Linked DNA regions of Homo sapiens: region 2 is linked to region 1. Evidence: read pairs that join two places in POLR2A ChIA-PET (ENCODE). Cell type or tissue: Panc1. All regions are shown on one strand.

Region 1 (8,000 bases):
GTGGCATCCGGATGACATGTGTCTCCTGTGCCCTGGAGCAGTGTGAGCTCTTCTGAGACCCTTGCAATAATGATTCAGCCTCTGCTTCCCTGACCAAGCTGTGAGCTCTGGGAGGGAGGGCTGGGTCTGCCTGCTCCCTGCTGTGTCCCTGGCATCCAGTATAGTGGTTGGCATAGACCAGGTGCTTAATAAATGGCTGCTGAATAATTGCATAGCCTCTGGAAGCCCCGAAAGAATTGGAAATCTGAGCCTGCTAAGCTGAAAAGGTTAGTGTTAGGAGGCCTGAAGGTGGAGGGGAAAATATTATTGGCTTGGCAGCCAGATGAACCCTAGTTGGAGGCCTGCCTCTACCACTTGCTCTGTGATCTTTGACAAGTGACTTACCCTTTCTGAGCCTCCATTTACTCATCTATAAAATGGGGAATAATTATAGTACTTATGTCATAGGCTTTTTGGGAAGATTAAATGAGACAATCTATTTGTGGCCTGGCATGGCCAAGCGTTCAGTAGATGGTAGCTTCCACGATAATTATGACAGGTATTATTACTAATATTGGAGTCAGAAGGAGACACCTTGCAGCCAAAGCCAGAAGACAGAGCTGAACCCCGGCATCCAGGCACCCCTGTGGCCCCACTCCATATTTTCCTTGCAAATACCTTGACTCTGTCTGTCCTGCATTATCTGTACACACTGCTCAGTCCTCTTTGGATCAGAGAAACCCAGGGACCCACGAGGATGGTAGCATCCCTGTTTCCCTCCTGTGGAAAAGACTCTCCTCCCCCAGATCCAGGCACCACACACGCCCCTGTCATATGGCACCTCCTCTCCCAGCCTTTGCTTCTGCTAGTTCCCCTTCGTGGAATATCTTTCTCTCCTCCTTTGCCCAATCGCCTTCTACTCGGCTTTGCAACCAACACATCACCTCTTCCAGGATCCCTTCTTTGACTGTCCTCCACTCCCATGTCCCTGGGTCTTCCTTGGGCACCACATTGTCCTGCACTGGGAGTTCTTTGAGGGACAGAGTCTGCGTCTCATGCTTCTTTTGTCCCAGCACCACCGCAGCACAGCTGGGACAGAGCAACTGGTATGTGCAGAGTGGGTTTATGTCACTAGGAAGAGGTCAGGAAAACACTCAGCCAGCCCCATCCCTTCGTCACTGCCCTTTGGTCCTCTGGGCGAGGGAGCTGGGCATCTCTCTACACCTGGCCCTGACCCTCAGCGGATCCTGACTCACCGAGGGCCCTTCCCTGAGGGCGAGCCTCCCCTGTGCTCCTGACCTGACCCCAACAGGTATCTCTAGCTCAGAACCTTCCTGGCAACCTTGGCTTTCAGCCCCTTCCCTACTTTTACCTGGGCACGCTGGAGTCCTCGGCCCGCTCCTCTCCTCTCCCGGGCAGTGGGTCTGGAAGTCCAACCTTATATCCTGCACACCCCAGCACAGGCTTTGTCTTTAGGCAGAGGCCTCAGACCAGGCCGAGGTCTCCAAGGTAAATATTTGTGGCTTCTGCTGAACCACAGCCCCGCCCGGAGGCAGCCTTGGGACTCCAGCTTCCTGAGGTTTGGAGAAAGGAAGGTCCAGGCTGAGAGAAGCACAGTGCATATAGCAGAATAAGCACTCCATAAATGTGAGTGGCCGTTGCCATTAATATTATTATTGCTTATAATAGGATGAGCCTTTGTAGAGGGATTACAACAATTGTTTAATCCAGATAATCAATTTGGGAAAAGGAAGGAGTAGCCTTACCCACCCCTTATTCCTAAATACATCAAAGATACACATCTCCATCAATTAATTCACCCAGGAGAATAGATTTGAATCCTATTTTTGCCACTGCTTTGCTGTGTGCCCTTGGGCAAGGTACTTCACCTCTCTGGGCCCCAATGACCTCATCTATAGCATGGGGATAATAGTAGCTCCTCCTCATAGGTTGTTAAGAGCATGAGTTGAAGTGCATGCCTACACAGTGCTTAGCATGGGCTTTCATTTCATTCATTCATTCATTCCGCAGCAATTAAAATCTGCTCTACCTTGTCTGCATCTTTAGGAATCTCCATGAGCACTTGTGGACCAAAAGAATAAGGAGGGATGACCATGAACCTAAAGGACAAATGTCAGAGCCCAGCAGGACGCTGTCATCCACCACCTGGGCCCAGGTCTTGGCTCACGCAGCCTGCACAGTCACCCAGAGGTGGGCATCAGCAGCGTTAATGTTACAGAGGGCACCTGAGGCTCAGAGAGGCGAGTGACTTGCTCAAGGTCACATGACCAGGGATTCCAGCTTTGGGACCTGAACCCGATCATCAGTCCAGACCGGACCCTCTTAACCGCCACACTGTCCTTCCCCTGAGACTTCAATTTAGCACTGGAGGTGGTGGTGACACCAACATGGCCTTTTGATGTCATCTGGGGAATTATCCTTGCTACCCAGTTTTTGTCTAGAAGAATGGAATTGTGGTTTAGAGCTGGGATGGCCATTGTTGAATCCTGTCTCCATCTGCAGCAGACAAGTCAGGGGCAGTAAGTGTTCTGAGGTCACAAAGTACGTGGCCAGGCCCTGGCTGGTCTCTTCCTCCTGCTTTTTGACAAGAAGAACAAGGTGAAGAGCGTTTGCTGTCCTGCCATGTTTGCAAACACACCAAAAGCCCTGAATACCTAAAGGTGAGGTGTTTTGAGAGAGCTCTTGGGAGGACCCTGCCGATCCCTTGGGCACATCTCCAGAGAGGCAAATGCCCCTGCTTGGCTTCCCAGCTGGCCATGCCCACTGCCCATGGACAATGACCCTCTGTGCGGTGCTCGGGCCCAATGCCAAGACCTGGGGCCGCATCAGCTCCTGCTTCCTGCCACGTGCTGGGACAGCAAAGCTGGCTGCATCTCTGCAGGCCCATGGTCCCCAGACTCCACACCTGCCCTCAGTACCGCGTGGCCCCTCCTCAGGTTGCTGGCGTCTCTTGGCCTTGGCTCCACCTCTCTTCAGCTCCCAGGCCTTTTTGTGCCGTGTCCTCTTTCTGGAGTACCTCCTTCACCCTCCTGAAAACCTAATTGTGCCCTGTCTGGGAAGAAGCGCAGGAGTGCAGGAGGAAGCCTGTGGAGGCCGACAGACACGGCTCAGATTCCTGCTCCTATACTGACAGCTGTCAGCCTTGGGAAAATTGCTTCTTCTCTATGAGACTGTTTCCTCCATTGTGAAATGGGACTATTTTGAGGGTCTCGTAAGGTCATGAGAAATGCTTGAAACATCAGAGAATTCAGCAAGTGGTAAATTCACACCTGTAATACCAGCATTTTGGGAGGCAAATACTGGTGGATTACCTGAGGTCAGGAGTTTGAGATCAGCCTGGTCAACATGGTGAAACCCTGTCTCTAAAAAAAAAAAAAAAAAAAAATTAGACGGGCATGGTTTTTAGGTGGCACGTGCCTGTAGACCCAGTTACTCAGAAGGCTGAGGCAGGGGAACCACTTGAACCCAGGAGGCAGAGGTTGCAGTGAGCCAAGATCGCACCACTGCACTCCCGCCCGGGCTACAGAGCAAGACTCTGTCTCACACACACAAAAAAGAACGCAACATCTGCATAAAGCTGCCTGACTGCTGCTCCACCTGGCCTGGATGTCCTCTTCCCAGCATGTTTGGCTGCTGGCCACCTTTCAGCCCTCACCTCTCTCTACTTCATCCCTCGCTCCTCTCACTCCCACCCCAGGGCCTGCGCACATGCTGGCCTTATCCCAGGAGCGCTCTCCTTCCAGCTCTCATTCTGGCTTCTTCTAATTCACCAAGTCTCAGCTACAGTGTTGCCTCCTGGGGTGGGGTGGGGGAGCAGGGGACAAGGGGACCACCCTCTCTAAGGTAGGGCTCTTTTTGCTGCACACTGAGGGTGTCCTTACTAGCATTTACTGGAACTGGGTCTGAAAACTTGAGTGTTGTTTTAGGCACCATGATTTCCCAGATGCTGTATACCAAGGAGAGGTCCTGGGCCACAGACCAAGCAGTGGCTAAAAACCAGTTGCACAGCTCCTGCATCTCTCATGCAGGGGGCCCTGACCCAGATTAAGGCAACGAAAGGGCCAAGAAGGGACAGGAAGAAGATGGCAGAGGTATTTCTTGGGAGACAGCTGTGGTCCCTCCTCCTCTCCCAGGGAGGAGGGCAGGAGGTGTTTGGGCCTCAATGCAGGCCTAGCAGGAGGGACCTTTTCAGGGACCACTTAGGGGCTTGAGGTTTGTCTCCCCTGGAGTTGGGGCTTGCAGTAGACTGGGTTGTGTCTCCTGATGAGTTGAAGTCATGTTGGGCAAAGTGACTTCCGTAAGTGGAAAATTACTGCTCTCTGTTCCCTCTGGGCAGGGTCAAAGCGCATGTGTGTGTGTGTTTTCCCAGGGCCGGGTGTGGACCCTGCAAGACGAAGATCGGTCTAGGGCTGCTTGAAGTCCTTCCTAGTATCACCACCTGGAGAGGACGCTAGAGAACCAGGGGCTGGGAGTGGCTGGGGTGGCCTGCGGGACAGTTAGCCATCAAAGAGGCTCTGCCCTGGTGTGGGGGGTGCAGGTCAAGAAGCCCCACAGGGAGGTAAGACTACCTCTTTGAAGGTGCCGACAAGACTTGGCTCTCAACATTTTTTGGGCTCCCCAGAGAGTTGGGAACTACCTGGCAACAATATCAGTCAAAGGAAAATTCTCCTGCCCCTTTTCTTCCTTCTGGATGGAGAGAGAGAGAGAGAGAGAGAGAGAGAGAAAGAGAAGGAGAGGGAAGTGCAGGGAGAGAACACACACCTCTTCTCCCCTTTCCCACCAAGCTGATCCACAGAAGCCTCGGTTAGGGGTGGGGAGATAATCTGATGTTAAATCAAAGCTGGATGCTCAGACACAGCAAGATGGCAGAGTGGAAAAGATCATCTCCATTCTACAGATCACCAAACTGAGGCCAAGAGAGGAGAAAATAGGGGTTTTTATCCTCCCATTTTCCAGATGAAGTAGGACCTTGGAGAAGGGAATTGACTTGCCTAAGGTCCCACAACCATAAAGCAGAGGGCCAGGATTGGGACCCATTTCTGTCTGAATTGAGAGCCCATGCTCCACGCACTGACCCAGCCTGCCCTACCATCTCCAGCCAGAACGAGGGCCAAGCTCTCCTGGGAAGACTGCAGTCATGCGGAAAACCAGAGAGGGTTTCTGATGACGTGGACAGATGGAAATCAGAGGCCTTGCCAACTGTCACTGGCTCGAAAGAAAGAAGGAAAGCAAGAATTCAAGCCACTCCTAAAGAAGCTCAGGTCCTCCATTGTTGCCACCAAAGATGCTCCACCAGCATGGTAGAAGCATTTTGCTCTTGTACCAATTTCAGCTGCCTGGTGATGGCTCTTGAAGCTTTCAAGGGTCTGGGCTCAGCAGGAGAGAATGTGGTGATTGATTAACAATGTCGGTCATGAGCAGACACAGATGCTTCATCCTTGCTACATCCCACCAGCATCCTTGTTAAGGATTATGGATTTTCTTGCAAAATATTAAAGATAATGGAGTGGGGAGAAAATCCCTAGATGACATGGAGTTTGCCACTACCTTTGGGCTGGTTTTGGATAAGTCAGTTCTCTCTGAGCCTCAGTCTCCCCAGCTATAGAATAAAGATGTTGGGCTCCACGATGCAGTGGCCAGGCTGGCTGTGATGACCTTTGCTTATAGTGGAGGGGGCTCAGTTCTTATGCAATGAGGACTGGGCTGTTTCTGAGGTCAAGTATGTTGTTAGGAAGATCAAACCCATTGACCCAGGGTCAGTGGAGGTTCTGCCAAGGGAACTGGCCAGTGATTTGAGCATAGAGAACTGTGAGGATGCTCACTGCAGCCTTACCTGGAATAGCCCTAAAGTGGGACCCGCCTTAACATCCAGCAATGGGATTTATTAAATAAACCGTGGGCCACCAGGCAGCCATCACAAAACAATGTAGACCAACCAACAGAAGTAAGTGAAAAGGGAAACTGTTTCTTCTATTTTTTAACAAAAAAAAATTTTTTTTAATCTAGAAAAAAATACTGGAAGGAAATGCATCAACAGTACACGTTTCTTGGTGGTGTGATCACAGGTCACTTTCACCATCTTCTTGGTATTTTTCAGAATTAAAAAAATGTTTACACTAAATATATGTATTGGATATGTAAACAACCCCACTAAATGGCCTGCAAATGAGTCAATAAAGGTTGGGCGCAGGACAAGGGAGTGGAGGAAACCTCATTCCTTTCCCAATGCCCGACCCACAGCCCCCACCAACCTGGGACTCTGAGGAATTATTGTGATGCCATTGCTGATAGCAGCAACAAACGCCCAGTCATGCCGGTCCCGGAACCACCAGGAAAGAAATAAAGAAATCATTACTGGAACTTACAACATAATCCCTCTTTTGTGGGACAGAAATAGATTAAATTCAGTGCAAATGAACCCTGGCTAAGTTGGAAGCTGTCCTAGCTCTTGGGGGGAGACAAAGACCAGATCTCTGCCCTCGTGGGGCCCACAGTCCAGTTGATGAAGGTGTGTTGGGTGACCCAACAGAGGTGGATGCAGGCAGCCGGCTGAGTGCTGGGATTTTCATCCACGTGGGCAGCATGTGCGTAGGCTCAGAGCTCCAGGAATGGGAACCCAGGCAGGGTGATGTGTTGCTTTCACTGCCGTGAGCCTTGGCCAAGTGTGCAAAGTACCAGGATAGAGGTGACACAGGGATTGTTATTAGGGCCAGACGAGCAATACAAATGCCAGGGTGCAGACAGGATGGGCTTAATAAGGCCAGCACAGGTCAAGTATGTCAAACAGTAGAACAGGGGCAAACACACAGATGGTATGGTCAGCACTGAGAGAGAGGGAGGCTGGCACCTGCCTCGTGTGTGACAGTCGCTGGCAGCTCAGTGGGGCCCAGAAGGGGATAACCTGCCTGATTAGGGAGGGGAAAAATGATTTCTTTCTTTCTTTCCTGGTGATTCTGGAACTGGCATGACTGGGCTTTTGTTGCTGCTATCAGCAATGGCATCACAATGCTTCCCTGGGGAATAGTTCAGAGAAGGCTTCCTGGAAGAGGTGACATTTGATCTGGGCTTAAGGGATAGGGATGTGTTAGGAGGGGAGGGCATTCCAGAGTGGGAGCCTTTCAGGGGCAAAGGAAGGAGGGTGGGTTTTGGAAAGAGTGTCTGGGAGCTTGCCTGAGTCGCTTGAAGGGGAAGGGAGTGGGGCGGGTGGCAGGGAAGGTGGGCTGGAGGGGAAGGGAGTGGGGCGGGTGGCAGGGAAGGTGGGCTGGAGGGGAAGGGAGTGGGGCGGGTGGCAGGGAAGGTGGGCTGGAGGGGAAGGGAGTGGGGCGGGTGGCAGGGAAGGTGGGCTGGAGGGGAAGGGAGTGGGGTGGGTGGCAGGGAAGGTGGGCTGGAGGGGAAGGGAGTGGGGCGGGTGGCAGGGAAGGGGAGCTGGAGGGGAAGGGAGTGGGGCGGGTGGCAGGGAAGGTGGGCTGGAGGGGAAGGGAGTGGGGCGGGTGGCAGGGAAGGTGGGCTGGAGGGGAAGGGAGTGGGGCGGGTGGCAGGGAAGGTGGGCTGGAGGGGAAGGGAGTGGGGCGGGTGGCAGGGAAGGGGAGCTGGGGATGTTCTCATGAGGAGTCAGAACCAGGGGCTGGAGGTGAGATGGGATTGGGGATGGGAATGGAGCACAAGCAGGGCTGGGGTCCTGAGGCCCTCAGTGCCTCCCAGAACGCTGTGGGCTGTATGGAGCCTCCCCCAAGGCAGGGGACAGTGTGCTCAGATCCTCAAAACCAGGCCTCGGGTAGCCTGCTTGTCTTCACTGTCTGGCTTTCCCAGAGGTCTCTGTCTTGCTCTTGCCATCCCCTTCTCTTTCTGTCTCTCCTTCCCTCCTCCTCAGGCTGTCCCTGCCCTGTCTCTCTCTTACCCACTGTCTCTCTCCTCTCTCTGCCAATCTCTTGGGTGCTTTCTGAAGCTCAGGAGGGAGCTGGGCGGCCTGTGGAGAGTGCACCTGGACACACTACGCGGTG
Region 2 (8,000 bases), 190 kb before region 1:
TGCTCTCTGAGATTTTTGCACCCCAGCAGCTTCCCTTCATCTGGAAGTTTTCCTGATTGATTAGAACTTCAAGCCTTCTGAGTTCTATTACTTAGAATTTCACAGCCAGAGAATTCTACTGTTTGGAATGTTATAGCATCACAGATGCTGGGAGTCTGGGGGCTGGGGATCGCCCTTGCTGCCTCCTGGTGTTGTGTGTGGCAGGGGACACTTGGCTCTTTCTGGGTCCCAGCCAGGCTCCTGGTGCCTCAATAAGACCCTATTTGGTTTGGAGCTTGCTGGTACTGGAAGGAGGCTTTGGGGGCCCAAGAAACCAAGATGAAGGTCACATAGCATCTGCAGACTGGGAAGGTACCACTGATGAAGCTCAGAAATGGTCTGGAAGTCATGGCCCTGAGGATCCCCCATGAGGCACCCAAGAATAGGACAGTTATGGTTCTGCAACCAAACAGATTGATGCTATTACTGTGTGACTTTCAGCAAATCTCTTGACCCATTTGAGACTCTATTTCCACATCAGAGAGCCGAATGATGTGGGCTCAGGCCAGGCTCAGTGCCTCATGCCTGTAATGTCAGCACTTTGGGAGGCCGAGGCAGGTGGATTGCTTGAGCCCAGAAGTTCGAGACCAGCCTGGGCAACATGGTGAAACCCCATCTGTACCAAAAATACAAAAATTAGCTGGGTGTGGTGGTGCACAACTGTAGTCCCAGCTACCTGGGAGGCTGAGGTAGGATGAGGAGCTGTGACTGTGCCACTGCACCCCAGCCTCGATGACAGCAAGACTGTCTCAAAAAAAACAAAAACAAAAACCTGCTCACTAGGGTTGTGAGGATTCAGAGCTTAGCAAGGGGCCTGGTGCTTGGCAAGTGCTCATTAAATATAAGTTATTACTATCACTGAGTTACTTAAACTTCCTGATGTGTAGGACCCTCTACTGAACTCTTGGGATCAGGATAAGGTTCCGTGGAAGGCACCAAATTATAGAGGGTAAGAATTTCAGTGCTAAGGTCAGATCCTACTTCTGCCATATGTGGCTGTGGGTGGCTCCCTGGACCCTCTGAGCCTCCTCCTCTTCCTCTTCTGCACAATGGGGATATATACATATATATATATATACACATATATATATATTTTTTTTTATTTGACACGGAGTTTCGCTCTTGTTGCCGAGGCTGAAGTGCAATGGCACTGTGTCAGCTCACTGCAGCCTCCGCCTCCCAGGTTCAAGCGATTCTCCTGCCTCAGCCTCCCGAGTAGCTGGGATTACAGGTGCGCACCACCATGCCCAGCTACTTTTTTGTATTTTTATTGGAGACGAGGTTTCACCATGGCCAGGCTGGTCTTGATCTCGTGACCTCAGGTGTTCCCCCTGCCTCAGCCTCCCAGAGTGCTGGGATTACAGGCGTGAGCCACTGCGCCCGGCCTTTTTTTTTTTTTTTTTTTTTTTTTTGAGACAGAGTCTCACTCTGTTGCCCAGGTTGAAGTGCAATGGTGTGATCTTGGCTCATTGCAACCTCTGCCTCCCAGGTTCAAGTGATTCTCCTGCCTCAGCTTTCCAAGTAGTGGGGATTACAGGAGCCTGCCACCACGCCCGGCTGTTTTATATTTTTAGTAGAGACAGGGTTTCCCCATGTTGGCCAGGTTGGTCTTGAACTCCTGGCCTCAAGTGATCCGCCCGCCTCGGTCTCCCAAAGTGCTGGAATTATAGGGTTGAGCCACCGCATCCATCCCTATATACATATGTAGGGATGCACCATCTCAGTTCACTGCAACCTCCGCCTCCGGGGTTCAACAATTCTACTGTCTCAGCCCTCTGAGTAGCTGGGATTATAGGCATGCGCCACTAGGCCAGGCTACTTTTTTGTCTTTTTAGTAGAGACGGGGTTTCACCATGTTGCCCAGGCTGGTCTCAAATTCCTGATCTCAGGTCATCTGCCTGCTTCGGACTCCTAAAGTGTTGGGATTATAGGTGTAAGTCGTGGTCCATCTGTATTTTTTTATTTTTTGAGACATGGTCTTGCTCTGTCACCCAGACTGGAGTGCAATGGTGTGATCTAGGCTCACTCCAACCTGTGCCTCCCAAGTTCAAGCGATTCTCCTACCTCAACCTCCCAAGTAGCTGAGATTACAGGTGCACGCTACCATGCCCAGCTAATTTTGTATTTTTAGTAGAGACGGGGTTTCACCATGTTGGCCAGGCTGGTCTCAAACTCCTAACCTCAAGTGATCTGCTCACCTCAGCCTCCCAAAGTGTTGGGATTACAGGCGTGAGCCACTGCACTGGCCCATCCCATCTGTATTTTTTTTTTTTTTGAGAGGAAGTCTTGGCTCACTGCAACCTCTGCCTCCCAGGTTCAAGGGATTCTCTTGCCTCAGCCTCTCCAGTAGCAGGGATTACAGGCACCTGCCCCACGCCTGGCTAATTTTTGTGTTTTTAGTAGAGATGGGGTTTCGCCATGTTGGCCAGGCTGGTCTCGAACTCCTGAGCTCAAGTAATCCATCTGCCTCAGCCTCCTCAAGTGCTGGGATTAAAGGTGTGAGCCACATCTGGCCCGTATTTTTTTTAAATCCCACTTTAAACACCCATCGGATGGCTATTATAAAAACAGCCCATGGCCGGGCGCGGTGCCTCACACCTGTAATTCCAGCACTTTGGGAGGCCAAGATGGGTGGATTATCTGAGGTCAGGAGTTCGAGACCAGCCTGGCCAACACGGTGAAACCCCCTCTCTACTAAAAATACAAAAATTAGCCAGGTGTGGTGGCACATGCCTGTAATCCCAGCTCCTCGGGGGGTGGCTGAGGCAAGAGAATAGCTTGAACCCAGGAGGCTGAGGTTGCAGTGAGCCGAGATCGCAGCACTGCACTCCAGCCTGGGCAAAAAAGCGAAACTCCGTGTCAAAAAATAAAAAGAAAAAAAAAGAAATTATGCCATTTGTTTGTGGCTGGGACCAGTGGCTCATATCTGGATTCCCAGCACTTTGGGGGGCTGAGGTGAGCGGATCACCTGAGGCCGGGAGTTCAAGACCAGCCTGACCAACATGGAGAAACCCTGCCTCTACTAAAAAATTTGCTGGGGGTGGTGGCGCATGCCTGTAACCTCAGCTACTCTGGAGGCTGTGGCAGGAGAATCGCTTGAACCCAGGAGGTGGAGTTTACAGTGAACCGAGATGGTTCCATTGCACTCCCGCCTGGGCAACAAGAGTAAAACAAAAACAAAAACAAAAACATCCCATGAGCCTGGTCAACATAGTGAGACCCCATCTCTACAAAAAGTTTAAACATTAGCCAGGTGTGGTGGCACACACCTGTAAGTCCCAGCTACTTGAGAGGCTGAGGTGGGAGGAATGCTTGAGACCAAGAGTTCAAGGCTGCAGGGAGCTATGACCATGCCACTGCACTCCAGCCTGGGCATCAAAGGAAGATGCTGTCCCTTAAAAAAAAAAAGTGGCCGGGTGTGGTGGCTCACACCTATAATCCCAGCACTTTGGGAGGCCGAGGTGGGTGGATCACCTGGGGCCAGGAGTTTGAGGCCAGCCTGACCAACATGGGGAAACCCCATCTCTACTAAAAATACAAAAATTAGCCAGGCGTGGTGGTGGGCGCCTGTAATCCCAGCTACTTGGGAGGCTGAGACGGGAGAATGGCTTGAACCCAGGAGGCGGAGGTTGCAGTGAGCTGAGATTGCACCACTGCACTTCAGCCTGGGTGACAGTGAGACTGTCTGAAAAAAAAAAAAAAAAAAGAGCTTAGGAGTGCTCACCATTTGAGAAGAAGCTCTTGATACATTGAAGAGTAAAGTGTTGTCTGAAAAAGGGAAGTATTTGCCAAGGTGAACCAACTTCTTGCAAAAAAAAAAAAAAAAATTGGTTTGCAAGAGTTTCCTGAGGCAAACGGTGAGGCTATTTATTGGTTTACAGTCTTATCTTTCCAGGTAAGAATTTCTTGAAACAGTCAAATCTTGTTGACATAGAGGACCTCAGTTCTCAGCCTTAATCATTGAATATGATTGTCTCAGTTTTTATATTTATCCTGTTCCCTATTGATGGGCGCTTACTTTTCTTCTGGTATTTCACTATCACATGCTATGCTTCAATGACACCTTGTGCACAGGGGTGAGTTTCACTGGGGCCCCACCTAGAAGTGGAATTGCTGGGTAGTGAGACGTGAGTATCTTCAATTTTCCTAGGGTCCTAGATTCTTTCTAATCCATCTCCCTGCCTCCCAGAAGAGGAAAGCCTCTCTCCACAGCCACCACAGCAGACGGCAGGAACTGCCAGGGCTTTGCCCACACCGGCTGCTTGCCCACCCGCCTGCCCTCCCTTGTTCTGGCAGATTAATGGTGACCTGTGACCCTGACAGGCTGGCCACACTCCCGGCCAATTTCAGTCTGTCAAAAGGAGTCCCAGGGGTGGTCAGGGCCTAGGGATGTGTTAGCCAGATGGGCCTGGGAGGTCTCGGGTTGGCTTATCCCAGGAGGCAGAGCAGGTGGGCAGCCCTCAGCAACACCCCCCCAACATTCTCCTCATCATGCATCACTGGGCTGGAGCTGGAGCCAGATGGTGGGGATGGGGAGGCTTGCAGCTTCTGCCCTGACAAAGGATCCTCTATACTGCACCCCCACCCTGACCCTGACCAGCTTGGCTAGTCTAGTCTGTGGCTGCCCAATCACTCTCAGCCCTGGCCTGTCCCACCCCGGGGTGCCTTTCTGCTGAGATCTTCTCTTCCTGATCCTGTTTGTAGAGGAAGTCTGCAACGTTCCTGGAGACTCTTGGACTTGGAAACTCACTTATCATCAACTTGAGAGTGAGCAGGTAAAACCAAGGCAGCATGGCCCCGTGGTTATAACATGTCATAGATTCAAATGCAGTAATAGGATTAAGTGCAATGGGCCAGGTGGCAAACTGGTGTCTGGCTCTCAGTGAGCCCTCATCAACAGAGTCTCTGACTGCTATGAATGGGGAAACTGAGGCCTAGAGTGGAGGATGCTTGCAGAAGAGCCTCATGGTTAGGAGGTTAGGCTTGGGAGTCAGGCCTACCTGCGTTAATCCAGATCTGCTACTGAGAGTGAGTCCTTGGGCAGATCACCTAAGCTCTCAATTTCCCCAGCTGAAATGCAGCCCCCTGAGGCCTCATCATAGAGAACAGTCCTGAGGATGAGGAAAGATAATGCAAGGAAGGCATCTGGCAGATAGTAAGGACTCAGTACGTGCGTCCTAAACCTCATCATCCTTGATTTTCTCCTTCCTTCTTTCCTTCCTTCCTTCCTTCCTTCCTTCCTTCCTTCCTTCCTTCCTCTCTCTCTCTCTCTCTCTCTCTCTCCCCCTCTCTCTCTCTCGCTTTCTTTCCTTCCTTTCTTTCTCTCTGTTTCTCTCTCTCTCTCTCTCTGTCGCCGAGGCTGGAGTGCAGTGGCACGATCTCAGGTCACTGTAACCTCCGCCTCCCGGGTTCAAGTGATTCTCCTACCTCAGCCTCCCATGTAGCTGGGACTACAGGTACTTGCCACCACACCTGGCTAATTTTTTGTATTTTTAGTAGAAACAGGTTTCACCGTGTTAGCCGGGATGGTCTCGATCTCCTGACCTCGTGATCTGCCTGCTTCGGCCTCCCAAAGTGCTGGGATTACAGGCATGAGCCATAGTGCCCAGCTTTCCTTCCTTCTTCCTTTCAAGATGAAGTCTCTGTGTTGCCCAGGCTGGAGTGCAGTGGCACGATCTTGGCTCACTGCAACCTCCGCCTCCTGGGTTCAAGTGATTCTCCTGCCTCAGCCTCTCATGTACTGGGATTACAGACGCCTGCCACCATGCCCAGATAACTTTTGTATTTTTGGTAGAGACAGGGTTTTGCCATGTTGGTCAGCCTGGTTTTGAACTCCTGACCACAAGTGATCTGCCTGCCTCAGTCTCCCAAAGTGCAGGGATTACAGGTATGCGGGTATGAGCAACCATGCCCAGCCTTTTTTTTTTTTTTTGAGACAGGGTCTCTTGGGCTGGGTGCGGTGGCTCACGCCTGTAATCCAAGCATTTTAGGAGGCCGAGGTGGGTGGATCACCCGAGGTCAGAAGTTTAAGACCAGCCTGGCCAACATGGTGAAACTGTGCCTCTACTCAAAATACAATAATTAGCCAGGTGTAGTGGCATGCACCTGTAATCCCAGCTACTCAGGAGGCTGAGGCTCAAGAATCACTTGAATCTGGGAGGTGGAATTTACAGTGAGCTGAGATGGTGCCACTGCACTTTAGCCTGGGTGACAGAGTGAGACTCTCTCTCAAAAAAAAAAAAAAAAAAGAGACAGGGTCTCTTACTGTCACCCAATGTGGAGTGTAGTGATGCAATCTCGGCTCACTGCAACCTCTGCCTCCTGGGGTCAAGAGATCCTCCCACCTCAGCCTCCTGAGTAGCTAAGACTACAGGTGTGCACCACCAGGCCCAGCTAATTTTTGATTTTTTTGTAGAGACAGGGTTTCACTGTGTTACCCAGGTTGGTCTCGAAGTCCTGAGCTCAAGCAATCCTCCCACCTTCGCCTGCCAAAGTGCTGGGATTATAGGGGTGAGCCACTGCTCCTGGCCCCTTTCCTGTGTCTTTCGTTTCTTCCTTCCTTCTCTCTTTCACCATTTCTCAGAAGTGGGTGGTTCAAAGATTTTCCCTGACTTGGGGAAGAGCACATGAGAGCCCAGGCAGGCTGGGGAGGCAAGCAGGCCAGGGTGAGACACAGGGCTGCAGCCCGGCCAGCACTCACGTGGGGCTGCCTCCAGGAATCCCTCCCCACACACAGAGCCTGGGCACCTTTCAACTGGCTCCTTGCTGCCAAGCGAAGTCTATTAATATCAAAGTAATGAGGTAATTACTGTGATTTAGAAAAATTACTAGTGAATGCTTTTGAGGGAATTTCAGAGCAGAGAATAGGGTAAGTGAAACATCTGTGAGGAAAGGGATGCAGGGCCGTCAGCGATGAATCCTGAGGGTGGGTGAGCTCTGGCCTGCGTGGGGCAGGGTAGGGGGGCTTGGAGGGGACCACCCCAGGGTCATGCATGTGCATGGGACTTTTGGAGTAAATAATAGGGGAGGAGTGTGTGTGTTTGCGTGTGTGTGTGTGTGTAACCAGGGTGTAGGATTTTCAGGCCCTAGGAGCACCCTGACTTTGGCTGGTACAAAGCAGCAGATTCCAGGGTGAAGAACAAAACCTGGAGCCAGAGGCCAACCCCTTTTCACAATCCCAGCCTCTGACTATCCTTGACTGATCTCCACCCACAGAATCCCCCCAGCCCTGAGGCCACCAGCCTGGAGAAGGGTTAGATGAGTAAAGAGAAATTGGGCAGAGCTCATGAGAGAAATTGGGCAGAGCTCAGAAGCAGAGGTTGTCAAAGTGTGACTCTTGGACTGACAGCATGGTCATCGCCTGGGAACTTGCTAAAAATACACATTCTCAGGCTGCTGCAGAGCCACTGAATCAGTAACTCTGGGGTGGGGACTGGTGACCTGTTGTCGTTGCTTTTGAGATGGAGCCTCGCTGCGTTGCCCAGGCTGGAGTGCAGTGGCGTGATCTCGGCTCACTTCAACCTCCACCTCCCAGGTTCAAGCCATTCTCCTGTCTCAGCCTCCTGAGCAGCTGGGATTACAGGCTCAGGCCACCACACCAAACCTGACAATCTGTTTTAAGGAGCCCCTAATAGAGGCATGAAATGATAGGAAGGGCCAGGCCTGGGAAATGGAGGCCAGAGACTGCTTTGAGAGGCTTTTAGGAGGTTGAATCTGTAGGAATTGGTACCAGGGTGGGTGTGGAAGAAAGTACAGCAGTAGTAGTTGTAGTAATAATAATAACAGTAATAATGACTTGAACATGTATTGTGCCCGTTCTGTGCTCTTATTTAATCCTCACAACAAGCCTAAGAGGCAGCTACTATTCTGATCCCAATTTTTCACATAGGAAACTAAAGTACAGAGAGGCTGACTGCCCAAGGCCACACAGCTGGTAGTTGGTGGAGCTGGGATGCAATTTC

The links. Peaks named below come from ENCODE experiments on the same cell type or tissue, not always from the same donor. Only the 100,000 strongest peaks of a DNase experiment are listed, where the experiment ranks them.
Region 2: POLR2A ChIA-PET joins it to region 1 with 11 read pairs; 2 of 35 experiments call an interaction of 5 or more read pairs at or near these places.

What each region holds. Positions count from the first base shown.
Region 1 is chr20:33,276,606-33,284,605 of GRCh38, reverse strand. It overlaps BPIFB1 (BPI fold containing family B member 1), which reads right to left and starts at 1,392. Exons shown (of 16, transcript NM_033197.3): 1 at 1,352-1,392. RefSeq lists enhancers at 2,319-2,819, 2,820-3,320. In Panc1, no CTCF peak of the experiment used is centred here; no DNase peak of the experiment used is centred here.
Region 2 is chr20:33,462,261-33,470,260 of GRCh38, reverse strand. No RefSeq gene overlaps it. Among named protein-coding and RNA genes, the nearest start is that of SNTA1, 22 kb to the right of the region's middle. In Panc1, no CTCF peak of the experiment used is centred here; no DNase peak of the experiment used is centred here.